2 separate regions of the Homo sapiens genome follow, and region 2 is linked to region 1. Evidence: chromatin loops called from intact Hi-C (ENCODE). Cell type or tissue: OCI-LY7. All regions are shown on one strand. Links, peaks and the distances in the headings refer to the core of each region. The heading gives the core; the rest is flanking DNA.

Region 1 (16,748 bases), core at 420-5,419:
AGCCTCCAAAGTGGAGCTGGGAGGTAGAAGGGGAGGACACTGGTGGTTCTACTGACCCAACTGGGGGCAAAGGTTTGAAGACACAGCCTCCCCCGCCAGCCCCAAGCTGGGCCGAGGCGCGTTTGTGCATATCTGCCTCCCCTGTCTCTAAGGAGCAGCGGGAACGGAGCTTCGGGGCCTCCTCAGTGAAGGTGGTGGGGCTGCCGGATCTGGGCTGTGGGGCCCTTGGGCCACGCTCTTGAGGAAGCCCAGGCTCGGAGGACCCTGGAAAACAGACGGGTCTGAGACTGAAATTGTTTTACCAGCTCCCAGGGTGGACTTCAGTGTGTGTATTTGTGTAAATGAGTAAAACATTTTATTTCTTTTTAGGTAAGTTTCTTTTCCTACTGGAGTTGCGCCCTCCTTCCTCCTTTTTCCTACTCGATTTGCAAGAAATTGGATGTACATTCCCCTCAGCACAGACCCTGGAGTCAGGCTGGGTGGGGCCCACAGTGCCGTTGCCTTCTCTAGGCCAGCAAGGGGCTGGTTTTGCTCTGACCTGTAGCTTCCAAGACCAGGGGCCTGGTGCCCTGGTAGGAGGGAAATGCGGGTTGGCGAGGTGGGGAGACGAATGTTGGGGGGTGCACTGGTGCCCAGGCCTGGGTCCAACCTAGGAGAGGGAGGAGCTTTGTCAGAGGAAGATGGGCGGAAGCGTGGCTTCGTGTTTGGTGGGGAGGTGGCCCTGTGAGCGCACACACTCACGGGGACAGATGTGAGTCTGGGCATGAAGACCTGGCTGTCTCTCTAGTGAAGGCTGAGCAGATGGGTCCCAAGGCCTTGGAGGAGGGGTGCTGCCTGGCTGAAGGGCACCCACACCTCCCGTGCCATCCCCCTTGATTTTTTCTTTTTTCTTTTTTTTTTTTTTTTGAGTCAGGGTCTTGCTCTGTCACCCAGGCTGGAATGCAGTGACATGATCACAGTTCATTGCAGCCTCAGTCTCCTGGGCTCAAGCTATCCTCCTGCCTCAGCCTCCTGAGCAGCTGGGACTAGAGGTGCCCACCACCACACCTGGCTAAGTTGTTTTTTTTTTTTTGTACAGACAGGGTCTCACTATGTTTCCCAGGCTGGTCTCGAACTCCTGGGCTCAAGTCATCTTCCCGTGTTGGGCTCGTGCTGAGCCACCACCCCCAGCCTCCCTAGATTTTTACTTAATAATTTAAAATATTTCCTCTCTTCTTGCTTGGTGGCCTGAAGGGACAATGTCAACAATCTGGGGAAGGCTTAGGGAGCTTTTGGGGGAACATTTGAGGGCTTCTTGTATGCTGATGCGCCACATGGGCTTGGGGCAGGGAAGAGGACCTGGGGAGAGAAATGACATGGCCAGTGTCAGGAGGGCAGAAGGTAGCCTTGGCTCACCGCTATGTCCCCAGCTCAGGCTTGTCTTAGAACATGCTGATATGTGTTTGTTCAATGAATGGTTTTTTGCCTGCCATGAGTTATGGAAACAAAAAGGAGGAAATATAGTCTGATTGGAGCAACACTGCAAGGCTTCTCGGGGGAGGTGGGGTTTGCAGAGCCTCTTTCATTTTAGCCTGAGTGTTTTACCTCTTTGAGGGAGGGAGTGTTGCCTAGAACCTGTGCGAGAATCTGTCGCATTTTCCTCCCTGGGGAGGGAAAGAACATCTGTTCTTACCAAGGCGTGGGAAGTAGAATGAGGATGATGCTGAAGGACTCCTGTGCGTGTTGTAAATGTCATTCCTTTTCTGCCCTGACATGGTCATTCCCACCTGATCGCATCGGACAGAAGTGCCCAGTGCAGGCGCTGAGGGAATGGTCTATGTTAAATGGAGAGGTTTCACGAGGCCTGTGTGTGGTCTGGTTCCTAAGTGTGCGTGAGCCTGGCAGCCGGGGCTTGGCCGGGGTGTAGACATGGTCATCCATGCAGTGGGATTCAGGGAGGCCAGCCCAGCCCGTGCCACTGCACCACCCTCAGCTCCATTGTGGCTTGACAGTGTTCTGGACTGCTCACTCCCCCCGGTCAGATTCCCACCCGGGGAGCAGGTGAAAACACAGATGGCTAGCCTTCAGGGTCATCCCACCCTTTCCGGGACTCTCTGCGGGAGGTCTGAGTGGGACAAGGCGTGTCGTCTGTGGCAGTGTTTCTCTCGGGAGGTCCCTGGGCAGGAATATCGAGATCTCCTGGGACTCATAGGTGCAGAGTCTCATGCTTCATCCAGACCTCCTGAACAGAAACTGGTGGGCCCGCTGGGTGGGGCCAGTGGCCTGTGCTCTAAGAAGCGTTCCTGTGAGGTTGGAGAGCACCGTTTTAGCAGTGGGTCATGCCATTCCAAGTGCCACGGAGCAGCAGCATCACCAGGTGCTCCATCAGATGCCCAGAGCCGCAGTTTGCAGGACATCCTTGGTCCTTGGGGGATCCTGGAAGCCTGCCTGAATGTCGAGAAGCATTTGAGCCCTGGAAAATCAATCATGTGTCAGTGCCTTTAAAAAGATTATGGGGCCAAATCCTGTGTTACTTCTGGCTGGAGTTCAGAAGATCAGGCTGAGACTCCCTAACTCGCCAGAGGCCAGACACATCACGCAGGCCCCGCGCCGATAGCTCTCACGAAGGCAGAAGTCTCTGGTCCAAGAGCCTGAGCTGACAGGGTGGGAATACCAGCAGGCTAGAGCCATTCCTCCTTGCTGAGGATGGCAGTCCAGACCTGCAGCAGCTGGGAGAGGCCAGAGGCCTGCGTAGGTCTGTGCTGACCAGCCTTTCCTTCACCCAGGTGAAGGCCACAGCAGAGGTCTGAAGGGTTAGAGGAGGAGGTGGGAGGGCCAGGCTGAGGGCCCCACGTGCACAGGTGCCCTGCACAGCAAGCTGGCCTCACAGGGGAAGAGTGCAGGGCTGCTGCTGCGCTCCCACAAGCTCAGTGCAGCCCCGCAGAGGCTTTCCCCTACTGACTAGCTGCTTTCGTTGCTGAGATCTCAAGATGATCCAACTCTCTGATCCCCCTAAACTACCTTGTATCGCCATTGTTTTAGCTAGGAATCATAACCATGTAAATTTAATGAAAATTTAACCCGACTCCTGCTTATTGCAGCCATGGCGAGTCCTACTCAGACCTAGAGTCTGCAGGAATCACAGTGAAATTTGGATTAGGAAGGACTTTATGGAAAAGGAAATGTTTAAAATCCTGGGCCCAGTTTGGAGGTCTCCAGAGACCTAGCGCTACGGACCCCAGGGGCTGAGAAGCTGTTGTTCAGGTCGACGGCCACACGGTGGCGATGTTGCGCCGTTCCAGGGCGTGGGCGCTCACGGGTGGGGCGGGGTGTCCGGGGCCGTCTGTTGTTGGCGGCTGCCTTCTGCTGCTTCCCAGTCACCTTTCAGGTAGTGAAATCGGTGCCTGGCTCAGGGTGAGCATGGAAGAGGCCCCCAGCCTGAAGCCTTTCCTGGCCAGCCCTTCAGCCCCTTTAGTGCCCCCACCTCCAGTCTGTAGCCAGGACCTGCTGGCTCTCTGGCATTGGGGCCTGGAGGACACATTCTCAGGGCAGGCTCTAAAGATGGCTTTTGAGATTGAGGACAGAGTGGTGACCTGTGGATGGCCACCAAGGTGGTGCCATCTCTAAGTGGAACTTTATCCCATGAGACACAACCGGCCCCAGAGACAACTGTGCAGGGCCATTTACCACACGTGGGCATGTCTGTCCATACACATGTACACAGGTATTCTGGGGGCAGAGGGGTGTGTACGTGCGTGCGTGTGCTTGCGTGTGTGTGCGCGTGTGTGTGTGTGTTGGGGATTGTGCAGTCCTGGAATAGACGGATTAGAATGTGCCACAAGAACATGACCTGGCTGCTACACCAGACGCCGTCTCCCTCCCCAGGAGCACCTGAGGGGCCTACAGACCCAAAGTTAGGTGCCTGTGACCAAACATTGCTTTTCACTTTTCATCAGTTTTGCAGGTTTGAGGCGTGTGTGTGTATGTGTGTGCATGTATGTGTGTATGTGTGTGCATGTATGTGTGTATGTGGGTGTAGGCGCGTGTGTGCACGTGTGCGTGCATGCATGTATGTGCGTGCATGTGTGTATGTGTGGTGTGTGTGTGCACATGCGTGCATGTGTTGCCCACCTGCAACTGCACGTTAGGGGTGTGTGTGTGCATAGTGTATGTGCGTGTGTGTGTGGTGTGTGTGCGTGCATGTGTGTATTTGTGTGTGTTGCTCACCTGCAATCACAGGTGAGGAAAATTGGATCTTCAGCCAGTGATTCTCAGATACTTGAATTTCTTGGAGCAGTGAGCTGAAAGGAGAAACACGGTCCAGCACATCCAGCGCTTATGAAGATCGCCTCCCGAGTGCTCTAAGGGCTTTCTGAGTCGTATTTCATTTCAACCTCACACAGCCCCATGGTCTTTCCCACTTTATAGATAGAACACCAAGGCACCAAAAATCTGAATAACCTGCCCAAAGGCCCCACACTCAGGAAATATGGTATTGAATGTCAGTGATTTGGCTCCAGAGCCAGCACTGTGCTCTATCATATCCATCTATATCACGCATATATACATCTATCTATCACATACATATCAGCACTGTGCTCTATCATACACATCCACACCGTGTACTATATATCAGTAGCATACTGTCACCAGCATTTCATAAAGAAAGGAGATCTTAACATGCTAACTGCAGGTAGGTCATACTGTTGGTATAAAAGACAGTCTTGTATTGCCAGGCACGGTGGCTCATGCCTGTAATACCAGCACTCTGCGAGGCCGAGGCAGGTGGATTGTTTGAGTCTAGAAGTTCGAGACCAGACCTGGGCAACATAGACATTTTTACCTGTCCGGTAAAAATGCAAAAAATTAGCCAGGCATGGTGGCGGGCTCCTGTAATCCCAGCCACTTGGGAGACTGAGGTGGGAGAATCACCTGAACCCAGGAGGTTGAGGCTGCAGGGAGCTGAGATTGCGCCACTCCTGCACTCCAGCCTGGGCAAACAGTGAGACCCTGTCTCAAAAAAGGAAAAAAAAGTATTTTAAATGCTTTAATTTTTGTGCAAACACTTGAAACTGTCTCAGCAGCAAATATGTGTGGATCAGCATTTGGGAATTGTCCTCCAATGAGTCCTCTTTCTTTTGGGAATCCTGACAAACCTTCCAGAGACCTTCAGGTTGTGAGATGTTCCTGCCAGAAGACCCATTTTCCAGGCTAGGGGTTTGCTCTAGGCTGGTCATGCACTTGTCTTCCATCTGCATTGCCACCCTCGATGGCATTGCTTCTTGGGTTCCTGGAGTCCACTCAGCCAGACGGAAGGTGATTTTCATTAGCCACGATGCCACCTCAATTTGCTCAGTGAGGATGGTTGATGGGGACAGGGAAGGGAGTAGAGTGTTGGTTGAAGGAGGTGAGGACAACAGCTATCTCAGGCCAGGCCACCGGGCCATTCCTCAGGGTGACAATCAGGAACGGAACTTGGAAAGGCCCCAAACACCACTAAGAATGATGAGACCAAACCCCAAAGAAGGAATGGGAGTATTTCTCCCCTGGTTTCATATCTTGGGACTGCCTAGAAGATGGTTCAAGCTGCTGTCCCATGAGATGACCAGCACAGCGTTGACAATGGGGGAAGACATCAGGGTGGGCATCCATTAGGGGTGTAGGGGGCACAGGTGCAACCCACAGCCAGGAGGTGCCTGCAGAGGGGCTAGCCTGGCTCTACGCCAGGGCTTGGCTGGCCACCAAGGAGAAGCCTGTGTATAGACACCTTCCCATGCAGGCTGTTCCCTGCCCTGCAAGCTGATGCGTATATGACACGAATTGCTTCTGTGACCTGATATGCCTACAGCGAGGACACTATATTTTGATAAAGAGATCCTCTTAGGATTTCAGCGGGCTTGACTATCCTTTTCCTATTTCTCTCCTTTTCTCCTCCAGAGGAATGTCTCCTCCCAAGTTCCACTGTCCTGTGCCTGCAACTCGGAGACCATGTGTTCATTCTACCCTTTCCACTCACTCCCATCGTTTCCTAAAAAGCCACTGTCCAGAGCTGCTTGCGGGTATGGGTGGGACTCAGCTCCATTGTCTGTTTATTCCATAGTCTCAGCACCTTCCAGCGGGAGGGATGTGTGTGTTTTCCTAGGATGGAAACTTAGCTCTCCCTTGCCCTTGGCTTGGCTGCAGGCTCCCTCCCCGACGCGCTGCTTTCACCTTGGAGGTTATCACTGTTCCCCTGCCCACACCCCTGGATCAAGAATAACCCAGCCTCTGCGCCAGACCCTCTGGAACTTCATATGGTCTCGTTTAACTCAATAGGGAAAGAGCTCAACAGGGAAATTCTACCACCCTCAGCCTGTGTGCTTTTTCCACAGAGCTCTGAGGTTGCAGTGTGAGGGAGGGGGTCGAGGGACCAGGCCCACCCAGGAAGGGTGGAGAAGATCTCAGTCTTCATGCAGAAGGACATTCGGAGGACAGCTCCCAGAATACACTGGGTATCTGACACCTCTTTGCAGCTCATAATCCAATTCCCATCCAAATCCCAATGAAGACAAATAGGACAGAAGAAATGTATAGGCATAAACTAGGAAAAAAATGAAATCTGTTTGACACATGTGACTCTGTTGCAAAAGAATGGGTAACAAGCTTACTTGAATGAGCCAAGGGAAAGGATGAGAGAAGCAGCCGCTCATTAATTCAACAAATCAGGCATCTGTGACTGCGGAAAGGGCACCCGGTGTAGGCTGGGGGCATCGGGCCCCCAGATGAGGCAGACACTTGGGAAACAAGGTCCTGGGCACGTCTGGGCGGGCAGACAGGTCACATTCCTGGCAGGGTCAGGTCACGGGGTCTGGCCGACCAGCCTGAGCCGAGCACAGGAAAGGTGCCTCTCTGGGGCCTTCTGGGGTGTGTGCGGGGACCTTTATGACCCTCCAAGGCTCAGTGGAGTTGCTGTTTCCCAGGAAAGCAGCTGCCTGAGGGACATCCTTTCAGAACTGGAACCTCACGGTTGGAAAGAACCTGAAATTCAAGGTGACCTACGCCAGATGCCCACGAGGCATTTTAATCCGTCCTAATGTGGGAGCACGGACAGGCCCGTCCAGCCTGGGACCCCACTGTGCTTCCACCCCGTCTTTGTGCCCCTGACCTTGCCAAGTGGGATGCCAAGCGGCCTCTTCCTGTCCCCTGCGCTGGATGTGAGAGCTGGAGAGGCCCTGGAAGAGTGACTGCTCCAATCTGTATGTCAAAGAAGTGTCAGGGACTCTGGCGGCGTGGATGCATCCTCTCACTTCACCTCTCACTTCAGCGTCATCACAGTCCTCGGGAGTGGGTTCTGTCATTCCCAGTTATAGGAGAGGACGCTGTGGCCGTGCAGATAGAGAGCCTGCTGCTCACGGTTCCTCAGTAGGGGAAGAGAAGGGTGCACCTGGGCCACTGGGTCCACCCGCACAGCCTCCTGCAGCCAATGCATGCTCCACCTGGGGCTTTAGGTGCTGGAGCCAGGACCTCTCTCGCCAGGTCATAAACTCACTGGCTTAGGCACACGTGGAAAAGGCCAAAACAGACTTTCGCTGGCAGGACTCCAACCCGGCTCCATTAGCATTTCAAAATCTTCCCCATGTCCTTTCTTTCCTTGGCCACCCCCAGCAGCCCCTGGGCATTTCCCTCTCTAAGGGGCCAAACCATCTGCTTCGTCTTACTCCTCTGCCTGGGGCAGTGTGGACTGGAGGGAGAATATGTTTCCTTGAGGTCTTGGCCGTGGGCACTAGAACAACATGTTCTGTCCTCTGATTCAGGAGGATCAGCCTGTGACCCTCGTCTTCCTCCCTGAGCAGTTCAGTTCTGCTGAAGGCTGCTTGGCCTTGCGGGAAGCTTAAGCAAAGGGAACAGAGGCCAGGGGTGATGGGGCGGGCCTCGGACTGGAGCCTAGAGGGGAAGGGCTGGAGAGAGATTCTGCAGGGCCGGCCCCTGTGCCCAGATTTTCCAGTCCCAAAGAAGACCCACAAACTGGACCTGTGTGGGGGGCACAGAAATATTCCTGCATCATCAGTAACAAGGATTTTCACTGGGACCTGGGGACATGTAGCAAGACCCAAGCTGAAAATATAATTCCATTTTGTTCTAATTCAAAGGCTTCTGAAAAACGAATGAGTGGTTCACAGCTTGAACTATTTTGTTGGGTATTTATTTTAAACAAAAGACATTTAATTTTTTTTTTTTCTTTTCTGAGATGGAGTCTTGCTCTGTTGCCCAGGCTGGAGTGCAATGGCGTGATCTTGACTCAATGCAACCTCTGCCTCCCCAGTTCAAGTGATTCTCTCACCTCAGCCTCTCGAGTAGCTGGGATCACAGGTGCCTGCTACCATGCCTGGCTAATTTTTGTATTTTTATGAGAGATAGGGTTTCGCCATGTTGGCCAGGCTGGTCTCAAACTCCTGACCTCAGGTGATCCACCCGCCTTGGCCTCCCAAAGTGCTGAGATTACAGGCGTGAGCCACCACGCCCAGCCTGGTTTAGTTTTTAAAATAATGTTTTGTAAGTTTGGGTTCAGTAAAGATGATTTGGGCCTGGTTCAGTGTCCGCCCTGGGACTCACTGCAGTGAGGGCAGCAGGGAACGCACAGTGTGTTTCAGCGGGGCCAGCTGGGCAGCAGGGCAGGATGGATGTGTGGTTCAGAAGGCAGCTTTGGGCAGCCCACCTCTCTCCACAAGCCCCTGCCCACACGGTTTATGGTGCGTCTTGGTGAAGCATAGACGTCGAACACCTGTGTTTCCATGAGTAGAAACATCAGGCCTGGAGGCCTCAGATTTGGACACCGCTGTGAAGGTGGCGTTCCAGGGGCTGGCCGGGCTACCTTCCTGTGCCCTGACCCTCACCCCGGGTGTTTTGGGCATACAGTGGGGAACTCACTGTGTCTTGGAGAGGCTGGCAGACACCTAAAGTCCCACAAGCGTTTCCTGAACACTTGACCAAAACGGTCCATCTCTGCACACATGGAGCAGGCCTCACTTCTGTGACCTTGGAGAGTGGTAAGGGCTGGAGCCACACAGGAGTCCCTGGCACATTCCCGGGTTGGAGCAGGTTTATGGGAGGCCAAGGGAATTTGGGAACATGGTCACTACTATGGGGAACCAAGTCCTCTCTTTGCTGTCTTCTCAGGGGTATAGAGATGCTCCTCAGATCACCTCTGCCAGAGCTTGGATTTCTTATTTAATGTACCTGGAAGCCTTCACATCTATAAAGCTTTTCTTCTCCAAGGTTAAATAATGCTGCTAACCTGCTATGTTCATATTAAGGCCTAGGGAAGTGGATGAAGACTTGGGGTGGGGCTTGCTAAGGTCCTGCAGAGCTGGCACGCACCACTTTCGGTACGGGGGCACCAAGGAGCACCCCGAGCCGTGAAGGGCTGGACTTCTCTGTGAACAGTTCATAATTGGCGTTCCTTCATTTCCGAAAATGCCCAAGGGAGGGAGGAAGTATATTGAGGCTCATATCGTACTTGGGGTGTTTAACTGTAACCTGATTACCAGACTTGCATTCCTGTGGACCCATTTCCAGTAGCTTCACTTTTTTTTTTTTTTTTTTTTTTTTTTTGAGACAGAGTCTCTCTCTGTCACCCAGGCTGGAGTGCAGTGGCGCGATCTTGGCTCACTACAAGCTCCGCCTCCCGGGTTCACGCCATTCTCCTGCCTCAGCCTCCCGAGTAGCTGGGACTACAGGCGCCCGCCACCACGCCCGGCTGATTTTTTGTACTTTTAGTAGAGACGGGGTTTCACCGTGTTAGCCAGGATGGTCTCGATCTCCTGACCTCGTGATCCACCCGCCTTGGCCTCCCAAAGTGCTGGGATTACAGGCGTGAGCCACTGCACCCGGCCAGTAGCTTCACCCTTCTGTCTCCCCATGTGTTCATCTAGAGGGTACTCACTGGCGTCTGTTTGCCAGGCCTTGTTCTAGGAACCAGGAGTACCGCTGGGATCCTCCGAATAACGCCTGGAGGGCAGCGAGGTGCAGGGAGGGGAAGGGACGCGCATGGCAAGCTCCTGCCTCGCATCCCCACGCACCGAGAGCCCTCCTGCCTGCACGTCTACCACAGGCGGAAGGAGGGAACCTTCCAGAGGCAGAGGGTACGGGCTGAGTGGTTTGTAAACATTTCATCAGCACTCAGCCACTGAAGGATGAGTTTTTGGCTCTGGAAAGGTAAGCGTGTTTCTTACCACATGTTCCTGTCACTCTGGATCCACATGACCTGGAACCTGCCATGGCCACCCAGATGCTTTTCATCCTTCTTAAGATGCGTGAGCCTCCTCTGTTTTGGACACTGGCTATTCTTGTAACGGCACCGTGGACAACTTCTGGGAAGCATGCACCGAACCTTAGTGTCTCTGAGCACAGGTTACAGAGCTGCTCACTCCCCGCACCTACAGGTGGCCTCTTGGGATGCCGTGTGGGGAGAACCAGGGACGAGGCCCACACTCCGAGGTTCTGGAGCTTGGGCGCTGCATGCTGTGTGGGTGGCAGCTGGTTCCCCTGGAGACTGAGGGCTGCTGGGCAGAGCCGAGCTGCTTGGTGGTTTCCCTGCTCTTGGCTCTGCTCATCCCTCTGCCCCACTCCCTACCTACGCTTTCCTCTGGAAGAGGAACTGGAAAGTGCGCTGATGCACACGAGAGGTGGGGCAAACCGATGACTGTGCCTGGAACGGTCCAGGTGGAGAGACAATCAGCAAATTGGGGCAATTCCTTCCACACCTGATGCCTGTTAACAGAGGCCAGTCAGGGGCTGGCTGCCACGGCAGGCTCCACGGGGAGCACGGCGATTTGTGTGTGTGGAAGGGCTCTTGTTGTCATGTACCTCATGGGTGGAGGCACAGGGCCCTACTGTCCAATCCCACCAGGGTCTGGGAGAAGGCATGTGGGTGGGCATGACTGGTGGTTACAGAGCATTCCGATGACATGGGGAGGACTAGGGGTCCAAAGGTTCTCTCTTACTCAACTGGGGAGGCCTCTCCTTCAGTTTTCCCTACTCTCCATTGAGATAAGTTGTACACGTCTGTGTGTCTGTGTAGATACATGTGCATGTATTGGCGTACTTACAAAGCACAACGTAAAGTTAGAACTAACTCTTCCTCCAAAGCTAGTCTGTGCCAGTGTTTCTCTTGAGACCACAAGGAAATCCCTGCCGTGTGTGACAGCCTGTATCTATGTAGGGGACTGGAATGCTCATAGGCAAGTGGCGGGGGCGGGGTTCGTACTGGCACATATCGGGTACTATCGGATGAATCAATGCAAATGCACAATGCCCCTGTTTAAATCTCATCCCCTTCCCAGGCCTTCTCCAGGGCAGTTAAACGTTCTTATGAAAGCCATTTCATATCTACTGAATGAACACATGGCACATGCCCGTGAAGCACATCTGCACGCATAGGCATTCTGCGTCCTACACGCAGGAGTAGCTGTGTAGTCAGCCAGACTCTCTGTGGGAAAGACGTGTCTCGGGATCTGACAGGTACAGGTCTTTTAAATGGCATTTTAAATTCCCACAGATGCCAACAATTTGGATATGGAGAATGAGCTCTTTTAAAAATTAAAATCTATAAGTGCCGCAAGCACCTGCCTCTAGCTCACAGCCACAGGGTCCTTGGCTTGTGTTGGGGAAACAAGCTTCGACTTTGTCCAGGAAAAGCCATCTTTTTTTGAGCCAGAGTTTTGCTCTTGTTGCCCAGGCTGGAGTGCAGTGGCGCAATCTCGGATCACTGGAACCTCCGCCTCCTGGGTTCATGCGATTCTCCTGCCTCAGCCTCCCCAGTAGGTGGGATTACAGGCGCCCGCCACCACGCCCGGCTATTTTTTTGTACTTTTAGTAAAGTTGGGGTTTTACCACGTTGGCCAGGCTGGTCTCAAAGTCCTGACCTCAGGTGATCCACCCACCTCAGCCTCCCAAAGTGCTGGGATTAGCGACGCGGGGAATCTCTCCTTTAGCCTAATTCTGAAGCCCAACTCTTGAACTTGGCCTAATTCTTGCTCCATTTTCTCTCAGACAGTTCCCTCTCAAAGAAACCAACAACAGAAAAGGGAGGTTGCCTAAGCGTTTAAGGCCACACACTTGGTGTTGCTACAGCTTAGAATGCAGCAGCTATTCTCTACGGTGCACAGAGGACACCTGGACTGAAGATCAGGTCCGCCTCTCCCCACTCTCCCCACCTACCACGTCTCCGTCAGCCCCGATGTCACGAACACACATCCCTTCCTCTCCAGCCCTACTCCCATCCCCTTCTTCTGGGTTCTTACCCGAAGTTCTGTTGTAACTCAGGGGTCTCAGTTAAGTCCGTATGCATCCCTTTAATCTGCTTTTAATATTTCTAGAGAGGGCTCTGATGTTTCTGTGCTCGAAAATGTGAGACGATTCTCGATTTCCTACCAAATATAGCTGCAGTTCTTCAGGCCTTCTCTGACCTGGTGCTAGTCTAGTTTACAAGGTTTTCTTCCACTCTTTCCCTTCAGGGATCCTGCAAGGCTCAGCAAGCTACACTCCTTCTGTTCCCTCAACCTCTGAGGCTGCGTATTGCTTCCCGGAGTCATCTCCTTCTCCGTCACTTGTCTGTACAAATCCTACATCTCTTCCCAAGGAAGACCCAGCTCAAGTGGTGCCTCTGCCATGCTACCTTCCCTCACCCCTCCAGCCAGGTCTCCCACTTCTTCAAATTTCCAAAGTATACTTTTTGGTGTTTCTCTCAGGGCAATCAGTTATTTCTATCAGTTGTATTTCTGTAATTCTTCTTTACTTCTGCTTACTTCCATAAGTTCCTTAAGGGCAGAGACTTCATTCATTCAAACAACCTTGGGCCTGGGGACCCCCTGGTACAAGAAACAGATACGGTCACTGTCCTAGTGGAACTTGATGTAATGGGGTTTAGTCCAGCTGTTTAGTCAGTTACATTAGTAATAGAAGCGCAGGATGTTATGTGAACATAATACAAAGTCTCAACCTAGCAGGAAAGGCTCTGGGAGAGCTTCCTTAAGAAGGGATACTTAATATGAACTTAATGGATGAGGAAACCAGGTGAAGGGGAGAAAAACGGCAGATGCCAGTGTCCTAAAGAACAGTTCGGGGAAAGTCTAGCCAGGCTGATAGCAGTTGTTCTGAGGATTAAAGTTAGTATTAATTCATAACTCCTACAGCCTATTTCAGACCCTCATTTAAAAACGAGTGAGACTCTGAGACATTTGCTGAAGTGAGAGTTGAGGCTAATCATCAGGCAGTCTGATGAAAATAATTCTAGGTATTCTGTCCTAAAGTTCCCGGGTAAGTACCTGTAAGCACTGTCGTACATGGAGCTTATGACCACTTCTTGGCAACATTTAATCATTCCTTTGACAGTTTTTGAGTTCTCTGTACCAGGTACTACAGAGGACACACAAATAGAAGGCATATTCCCTGATCTCAAGAATGTAGTCAGGTGAGGGAGACACGCGAGCGTGATGCCAGTCTTGTAATCAACAGATGAGGCTTCTGAAGTGGTCACAACATACGAGGCATGGTTCTAAGCATTTTACATGTAACTCACTCGATTCTCACAACTCCTCTGAGGTAGATTTTGCAAGGCTGTGTGGCTGAGAAGTGGTTTGGTAAAGGCAAACAAAATCTACTGTGGGAATCTACAGGAGTGAGTCAACCTCAAACCGAGGCAGGTAGAAGGGGAGTGTGAGGGCTGAGGGGCGGGTTCCGGGGGAGTGGGGGGCAGGAGGCTTTCGGCAGGGCAGTGGCCTGATTAGAAAGATGACTGCAGTAGCAATGCCAAGGATGGACTGGAAGGAAGCCCAGCTGAAGGGAGGGAATGGCAGCAAGGAGGCTGGTGCTGTTATTAGGCCAGAAACAACACAGGCTCGGATGAAGCTAGTAGCAGCAGGGATGAATAATGGAAAATGTTATCAACAGGGCTGTGAAGGATAACCCTGTGGAGGTATTAAATAGATGACAGCACATGAGAAAAAATCGACCAGTGCACATCTTTAGAAAATGGTCACGAGCACTTCCTTTCACACCGTAAGAAAAAGTTACAATGGCTCTCCTTTAAGGTAATTTAGACACAGCCACCTAGAGAATTCACATTTCCCTCCAGCATTACCCTCCCTCAAAGGTTTCACAAAGTGCCAATGCACAAAAGAACCCCAATTCCTGTTCTTCCAGGAACTGTGTTTGGGAGAGAGCCGAGTCCACAGAGACTCCACCAAGTCAATACCTCTTGAGACTCCAGCCCTGTTCACGGCCTGATTTCTCAGTGGATCTTTCTCCCTGTAATGGGCAGGAAGGGCACCGTTTACGTGGATCACACATCTGTTAGTACTTTTCCTGTTTATCTTACTGGGTTTCTCAAGATCAAATAGCTAAAAAGTGCTAGCAGTTTATAAACCGTAAAACAAAATGAAAAGGATTGTTAGGCTAGGCACGGTGGCTCACGCCTGTAGTCCCAGCACTTTGGGAGGCCGAGGTGGGTGGATCACGAGGTCAGGAGATGGAGACTCTCCTGGCTAACATAGTGAAACACCATCTCTACTAAAAATACAAAAAATTAGCCGGGTGTGGTGGCGGGCGCCTGTAGTCCCAGCTACTTGGGAGGCTGAGGCAGGAGAATCGCTTGAACCCAGGAGGCGGACGTTGCAGTGAGCTGAGATCGCACCACTGCACTCCAGGCTGGGCAACAGTGAGACTCCACCTCAAAAAAAAAAGAACAGAAAAGGACTGTTTACTAATTTTGTAAATCATCTGCACTCAACAAAGAATTCTGTTCCTGGATGAAAGTTAGGTACACAGTTCCTACTATATGTACTGTTGTTGAACTGTCAGCATTTCTGTCTGAGCCCCAATTTAAAACGGGCTACAGAACATTTATTTGGTGTAATATTTTCTTGTTATGTCCTAAGGCAACTTTGTCAACAGAGGGTCTCTAGATGTCAAGAATCATCAAAGGCCAGGTCATTTGAGCTGGCCCTTTACTAGGGGTGTGTGTGGGGTACTGAGCCTAACTTTCAGGATCTCTGGTAAATGAGACACTCACTAAATGACTTCCAGCCAAAGGCAGCCAGAAATGTTAGTCATGGGAAAAATTAGGCAGGTGTGGAAGAAAGGGCATGGGATGAAGTGAGGAAGCCTTGCAAAACGATGCTAAAGCTAGCTCCACTTTCTCATCTACAAAACAGATAGGTGTAAAAATTTTAATTTTGCAGAAAAATTCAAGTAAATGAATTGGAATTTAAGAAAACAACAAAACAGCTTTCCCTTTGTCCATAAAGGTGTTCAAACCCTAGTTATAAATCTATTTGCTCAAGAGGACTGACTTTCTAGATTGAATATGCCCTGTGTTAGTTTTTCTATCTGTATAGAAGTTAACTCCCCAAAAAAGAATTACATTAAATTTGGGGGTTTGATGTTGTTACATGCAAGTTCTGCCCCTTTAAACCTTTGGTATGTTTGTAGATTTTAACTTTCTCAGTTTAGTTCTTAGAACCAAAATTCCTGTTCAAAAGAGAAAAAGCCCAAACTTTTTTTTTGCTCTATCAGTTGAGATACACATCTTTGGTCATTACTTTTAGTATCATTCTCTGAAAGGAATCTTTCTGGTACGTAATTTATATGCAAGTATGCAAAGCCAACTGACAGGTTCTCACTCTGTCACCCAGGCTGGAGTGCGGTGGTGCAATCTCAGCTCACTGCAGGTCTTGACCTTCCAGGTTCAAGCAATTCTCCCACCTCAGCCTCTTGAGTAGCTGGGACTACAGGTGCGTGTCACCAGGCCCAGCTTTTTTTTTTTTTTTTTTTTTTTTTGGGTAGAGACGTCTCCCTATGTTGTCCAGGCTGGTCTTGAACTCCTGGGCTCAAGTGATCCTCCTCCCTCAGCCTTCCAAAGTGCTGGGATTACAGGTGTGGGCCACCATGGCTGGCAAGGATATATCTGTTTTGAATTCTTCATTCTGCACTTATATACATCATCTGTGGTCAAGGCTACTGAAGAACCCAACATTTTCTGACTTTGAATGATTTGGTAAATTGTTAAAAATGCTCGACACACTGGAATGAAAGAGTGTGCTTCTTAAAATTTACCCTCTTCCTCTCTGAACTTAATTCTAAAATGATCCAGGTAGCTTGAGGTCAATAAAATAATTTTATTTGCCTGTTACTGTCATTCTAAAGACCGGTATTGTCAAAATCCACATCAGTGAATCTAAAGTTAGAAAACTTTTCCTTCCTCAGGATCTCATAGATTCATACCTATGTAATGAGCTGTTTTCCCCTGCTAGGTACCCACTTTTTACTCCTTGGTTGTAAGATATCATTGAAATGGCACCAATTGGTCTCTAGTCAATAAAATGTGACTTTATAAAGAATCAGAGCAACTTTGAAAGATGCAACCCACCCATTAGTACCCAGCTTTACACAAGAACCTGATTCAATAGCTCTAGGATTGGATGATGTCCTCTAACTAGCTGCCTTTATACTCTCCTTCCAAGTTGGGGTATGGTGTTTGTGAGATCTTTGCACTTAAGCTCTACTTCACCAAAAATTGACATGTGCTGTCTAATATAACCCTCTCTACTCTGTGCACTCTAAGTAGATAATTATTTAAGTAATGAATTACTCTGATGCCTTTTCTCACTCACATGACCGCAGGCAACACTGCCGCCCAGCAAACAATAAATAACAACAGCAGGAAGTTTTATTCCATAAAGCATAAGATATTTTAATGAGAAAACGAAAACAAAATCAAACCTTAGTCTCAT
Region 2 (5,000 bases), core at 1-5,000, 330 kb before region 1:
ACTGCAGCCTGACAGATGGGGGGAGTGCTTGCAGTCAGCTACCATCATCACCTTCAGCTCACGGTGGCTTCGCCTCCACCGTTCCACTAGAGAATCACGCTCACTGAAAAATTCACAACTTCCTCCATGTTTGCAAATCTTTAGTCTTTATCTTACTGAATCTTTTAGGAACTATGGAGGCAAATGACCACTCCCCACTTCTCAGGCGATCCGGTCTCCTGGCTCCCAAGACTCAGGAAAACCCTGCTCCAGGCTTTCCCCATCTCTATAGTCAACCCCTGCCCCCGCACTCTCATGCTGTCACTCAGCCCCTCTGCCGTGAAGAGCCCTCCTCGGCCCTCTCTCCTCACTCTGTGCTTCCTCCTCAGGTAACAGCATCATCTGTGCCCTGCACCACACACATGCCAACACTCTCCCCCTTAAACTCTCTGGTCTGAATTCTAAACCCACACATCCTACTGTCTATTCAACAACTCCACTGAAATACCTCAAATGCAGCTCTAAAACTAAAGTCAGGCTGGGTGCAGTGGCTCACACCTGTAATCCAGCACTTTGGGAGGCCAAAGCAGGTGGATCACCTGGGCTCAGGAGTTCAAGACTAGCCTGGACAACATGGGGAAACCTTGTCTCTACTAAAGATACAAAAAACAGCCAGGCATGGTTGCGTACGCCTGTGGTCCCAGCTACTCAGGAGTAGGAGGAGGCAGGAGAATTGCTTGAGCCCGGGAGGCAGATGTTGCAGTGAGCCAAGATCGTGCCACTGTACTCCAGCCTGGGGACAGAGCAAGACTCTGTCTCAAAAAATAAATGAATAAATAAATAAATTTTAAAAACTAAACTCGGGATCTCCACCCTCCAAGTCCAGTCCTCCACAGCTGCTACCTGCACAAACAACACCTTCCTCCACCAGCTGCAAATCTAACAGGAGCCATGCCTCACACCATTCTCCTTCATTCCCCACAGCCAAGCCATAACCAAGCCCACCTAAGTCTTTCTCAAACGTATCCATCCTCTCTCCCTGTGTCTAAATTACCGTCAGCTCTCACAGCCCGTGGGTTGTGTGGCTGTTTTAGATCAAATCTTCCCCATGGAAAGGTTCTACCTCCTCCATCTCAAATGCTGCTGCCTCCCCTCTGCCTGTCTGGCTCAGTGCTATTCATCATACACCTCTGCTCAGATGCTGCTTCCTCAGGAAGGTCCTCCAAACTCTGCAAACTACATCAATTCCTATTATCATAAACCCCCATCCTCTCTGGTACTTTTCCTTCACAGAAAGGATCATTTTGTCATTAAATCTAAGTAAGTATTTCTTCCCCAAACAGACCTTAGGCCCTACGAGAGGAGCACACTGTCTCAGAAGCCATTGTGTCCCCCAGCACCTAACAGTGCCTGACACCCAGAAGCTGAATAAATGTAATAAATAACGAATGAATGAGTCTACCGTTTTCATAACCTGCTCTCCATACGCTTCTCCACAGACCACTCAGCACAGAGAAGTGCCTGTGAATTTCAAGAAGAAACCAACACTGGATTTCTCTCTTTTCACCATCACCAGGTAACAGCCTCCAAGTGACTTCAGATGCATGTTATGACAACTTACACACTAAGTGGGCTTTATAAACTTAAAAATAACAACCCTGTTCTTTAGAAACAACTTATTCGGGGCTGCTGCACACTCTCCTCAATAGCAAAGCCCATTTTTAGGAAAGAAAAAATTTATATTACAAATTAATCCAAAGTCATCTGTATGATTAATATAAATGTCGATGCTCTTGCAAAATACCCTTGCAGATTTAAATTTAGCCATCACCAGACTACATCATACAGAAAGGCTATTCCTTCCATCTCAGCTTTGGTCCAACCAGAGGAGTTAGTTAACCCACCTTGAGAGTACAAAAAGGGTGTTGAAGGACTCCTTCACAGAGCAAAATAAGGTCTGATATTGCTTTTTAAAACCAATCTGCAGGACTATATTGACTGGAAGGCAAATAAACTTAGGGGAAGAAATGGGAGAACGAAAACCTGTTGGGGTAGGTAATACGGATCACTTACCAAGCAACTTCCACTGCTGGGTTTTCTCTTTGAATTCAACAAATGGAGAGAAACTGGAAGGAACAGCTGCAAGAAATGGACCACATAAACAAACCATACAGGTGCGTCCCTGAGCTCCGAAACAGCTTTTGAGTGTTCCACAATGTATTAGAAAAGCAGGAACCTTCAAGGCATAGCATTATGCAAAGGCATGATGGATTACACGAGCAAAGCTGCAGTTTATTCTAATAATTAATTAGACAAAAGGGGGAAAAATACTGACCCTACAAAAAAGAGCATCTTACCTCGACTTTCTCCAGCAAGATACTGCAGGGCTGGTAGTACCAACTCAGCCCAGTTGGGGGCCGCAGAGAACCAGCTGTTGAGGGAGCTGGCTGGCGATGACTGCCAATCCAAAACTCGCTCCTCTAGCTGAGGGAAAGCAAAGGCAGAACCCAGTCAGACTTCTCTTCCACACCAGCAATTCCACACAAGTGCCACCACAACCTGCAGTATATGCATCCGGTGTTTGTCCGAATCACAAAGCAAGTTAACTACAGAGCGTTGAGAGGAACTCAGAGTTCCACTTCTCAAGCTATAGACCATTCAGGATTTGAACACTTTGAAAACTCTAATGTACCTCCAACTTTTCCAAAACGCTTACCATAGGAAGGCTAGCCTGACTCTCCAGCAGCAAGATCTCTAATAGAAGAGAGAAGAAGCTGGAAGATATTTCATTGATTCCAAGGCAAGGCTTGAGGTCTTCAAGGGGCCTAATGAGGGAAGAAAAATATAAGAACCAAAAAGACCAAGAACACATCCCTAGATTGATTCAGGCGCCCAAGCCTCCTAGCAGTCATAAAAGAGTTCAAGAAAGGAGCAAACAATATATTTTCCCAGCAGTATCCCTGGGACTTCAGGTCTACAAGTCCAACATACTTACAGCTACGACAAGCCCTAGGGGCCAGGGCACAGCCTATGGCTTACCCATTCACCCTGAGAATTACAGAATCTCTGTTGCTCACTTACTCTTCCTTGATAGCAGGAATTGCCAGCGGAGAGGGGGCCTGTGAGAGAGGTGCGACCCCTTCAGTACTGCTTAGCGGCTCGGCCAGGTCCTCTGCCTCTGATTTGATCGTTTTTATTTTCTTCTTCTTCTTTTCCTCTTTTTCCTTAACCTTTTTTTTAAGGACAGCCAAGTCATATAAGGCTAGAAAGGCAAAGTAACACCAGTCACAGAAATGTATCTCCTACACAGGGAAGTGAGGGGTCTTATCTGCATATTCTTTTCCCAAGGCCCACCAAAGACAGAAAAGTCTCAGTAATAAAACACTCAATGAAACCAAATTCATTGAGTGATTTATAGCTTTATTTTTTTTTGAGACAGGATCTCACTCTGTTGCCCAAGCTGGAGTGCAGTGGTGCGATCATAGCTCACTACAGCCTCAATCTCCCCGGTTCAAGCGATTCTCCCACCTCAGCCTCCCAAGTATACAGCTTAATTTTAATATTTATTAAAGAGCTGATGCTCTGTTGTACTGATTTTACATTCATTTCCCACCTGTTAGCCTGTAAGAGGTAATAATAAAGGTTACCAGCATGAGAGAGGCCATGGTTTCATTTATTTTTGCCATGTTATGGGCTCACGCAACTTAACACCATAGTCAGATGAAGGCTCCTAGAGGGGCCCAGTCATTTACCTGCCAGAGAGCCCTTCCTGCCAGCATTTACTCGAGTCATGATGTCATTGAGAGTCAGGTCCCCTGTCAAAAGGTCCGGGTGATCCTAGATGTGATATCCAGAATTTGGTCATGGAGGCCCAAAAAGGAGCAAAAACTGAGGTGACTTTGCCAATTTATGTAACAATTAGATGTTAGGTACACTTGGGGAAATCACATTGAGTCAAAAATATAGAGAGATAAAACTATTCATTTTTTCCCTATCATATCCCCATTTAATTAACTTGATACTGCTGCACAGAACCCAGTTCCAATCTTTCTACCGTACAGCATTTAATTATAAAGCTCTTCTGCATTCCTTGTCTCATGTGCTTTGCAAACAGTCTTGTTAAGTATTACTATGTTTTACAGAGTCTGGAAATGGGCTTTAGAGAAGTATCACAGTAACTAGAAAAGAGAGAGAACTCAGTACTGACTTCTGATGTGGGGTTCTTCCCATCTCACCTCCTAGTCTTAGAAGGACTGTCTTTTCTTCCCAAAAAGGTATCATCTTTTCTCCACTGAACTCTCTGGCTTGGTGCTAGCTACCTCAACTTGGTAGCATGGAATAATGGAAACAGTAAAAAGTGGGACAAACCCAGGGCCCAACTCCTGGCTCTGCTGCTTCCTGGCTATAGGACCAAGGACAAGCTCCCTAACCTCTTGAGCACTGCTGAGGTGGAGACGATTCCTATACTCGACAGTGTCACTGTAACGATTAAGGCAGACACTACATTCAGCAGGCCCTGCGAAGTCAAAGCCACCGTGCCTCACATCGTTGATGCTAGCTAGCCTCGCCAGCTGCTCCTGTGCCCACAGTGGTAGGGAGGACATACAGACGAGGCAGTGATGCCCCGTGTCTTCCTCAGGACAGCCAATCCTGAGACATCAGGCTGAAAACCACACGGCCGCACGCCCTTCCCATCTTACTGGCTGATGTTTCCGCTTCTCGTGGTGCTTCTTTAACATTATCTTCAGGTCACTGTCCCCCAGTTCTACTTTATCTGAGAAAACAAACCAAACCATATTCACTATCATGATTCTCCAATTTACATCTTTCTGGTCACTTTCAAAAGTAAGATATTTCTGAGTTTCCCTTCTGACACCTGTGAACTACAAGTACCAAAAATCTTTAAAGTCACAGGATCGACACTTCCACTTTTCCATACGTTGGTAATATATGACTTCTGTGACTCAGCTGGTCCTAAAACACACTTAAAGTTCTTAACCATCTTTGCTTCCTGTTCCAAA

Evidence for each region. A loop is a pair of places that touch in the nucleus more often than their neighbours do. Peaks named below come from ENCODE experiments on the same cell type or tissue, not always from the same donor. Only the 100,000 strongest peaks of a DNase experiment are listed, where the experiment ranks them.
Region 2: it touches region 1 in a loop (6-fold over the local background); 2 of 110 quality-filtered maps call a loop at or near these places.

Annotation. Positions count from the first base shown.
Region 1 is chr11:130,209,995-130,226,742 of GRCh38, forward strand. It overlaps ST14 (ST14 transmembrane serine protease matriptase), which reads left to right. Exons shown (of 19, transcript NM_021978.4): 19 at 1-368. ZBTB44 (zinc finger and BTB domain containing 44) reads right to left here. Exons shown (of 8, transcript NM_001301098.2): 8 at 16,683-16,748. Among named protein-coding and RNA genes, the nearest start is that of ST14, 59 kb to the left of the region's middle. RefSeq lists an enhancer at 1-115. In OCI-LY7, for the core only: CTCF peaks have their summits at 3,240 (motif pointing right) and 3,451; a DNase peak (open chromatin) is centred at 3,287; H3K27ac peaks cover 596 bases.
Region 2 is chr11:129,879,391-129,884,390 of GRCh38, forward strand. NFRKB (nuclear factor related to kappaB binding protein) reads right to left here. Exons shown (of 27, transcript NM_001143835.2): 8 at 4,680-4,753; 9 at 3,732-3,816; 10 at 3,061-3,241; 11 at 2,696-2,804; 12 at 2,337-2,463; 13 at 2,053-2,118. Among named protein-coding and RNA genes, the nearest start is that of NFRKB, 14 kb to the right of the region's middle. RefSeq lists a silencer at 2,264-2,558. In OCI-LY7, for the core only: CTCF peaks have their summits at 2,371 and 2,572; a DNase peak (open chromatin) is centred at 2,411.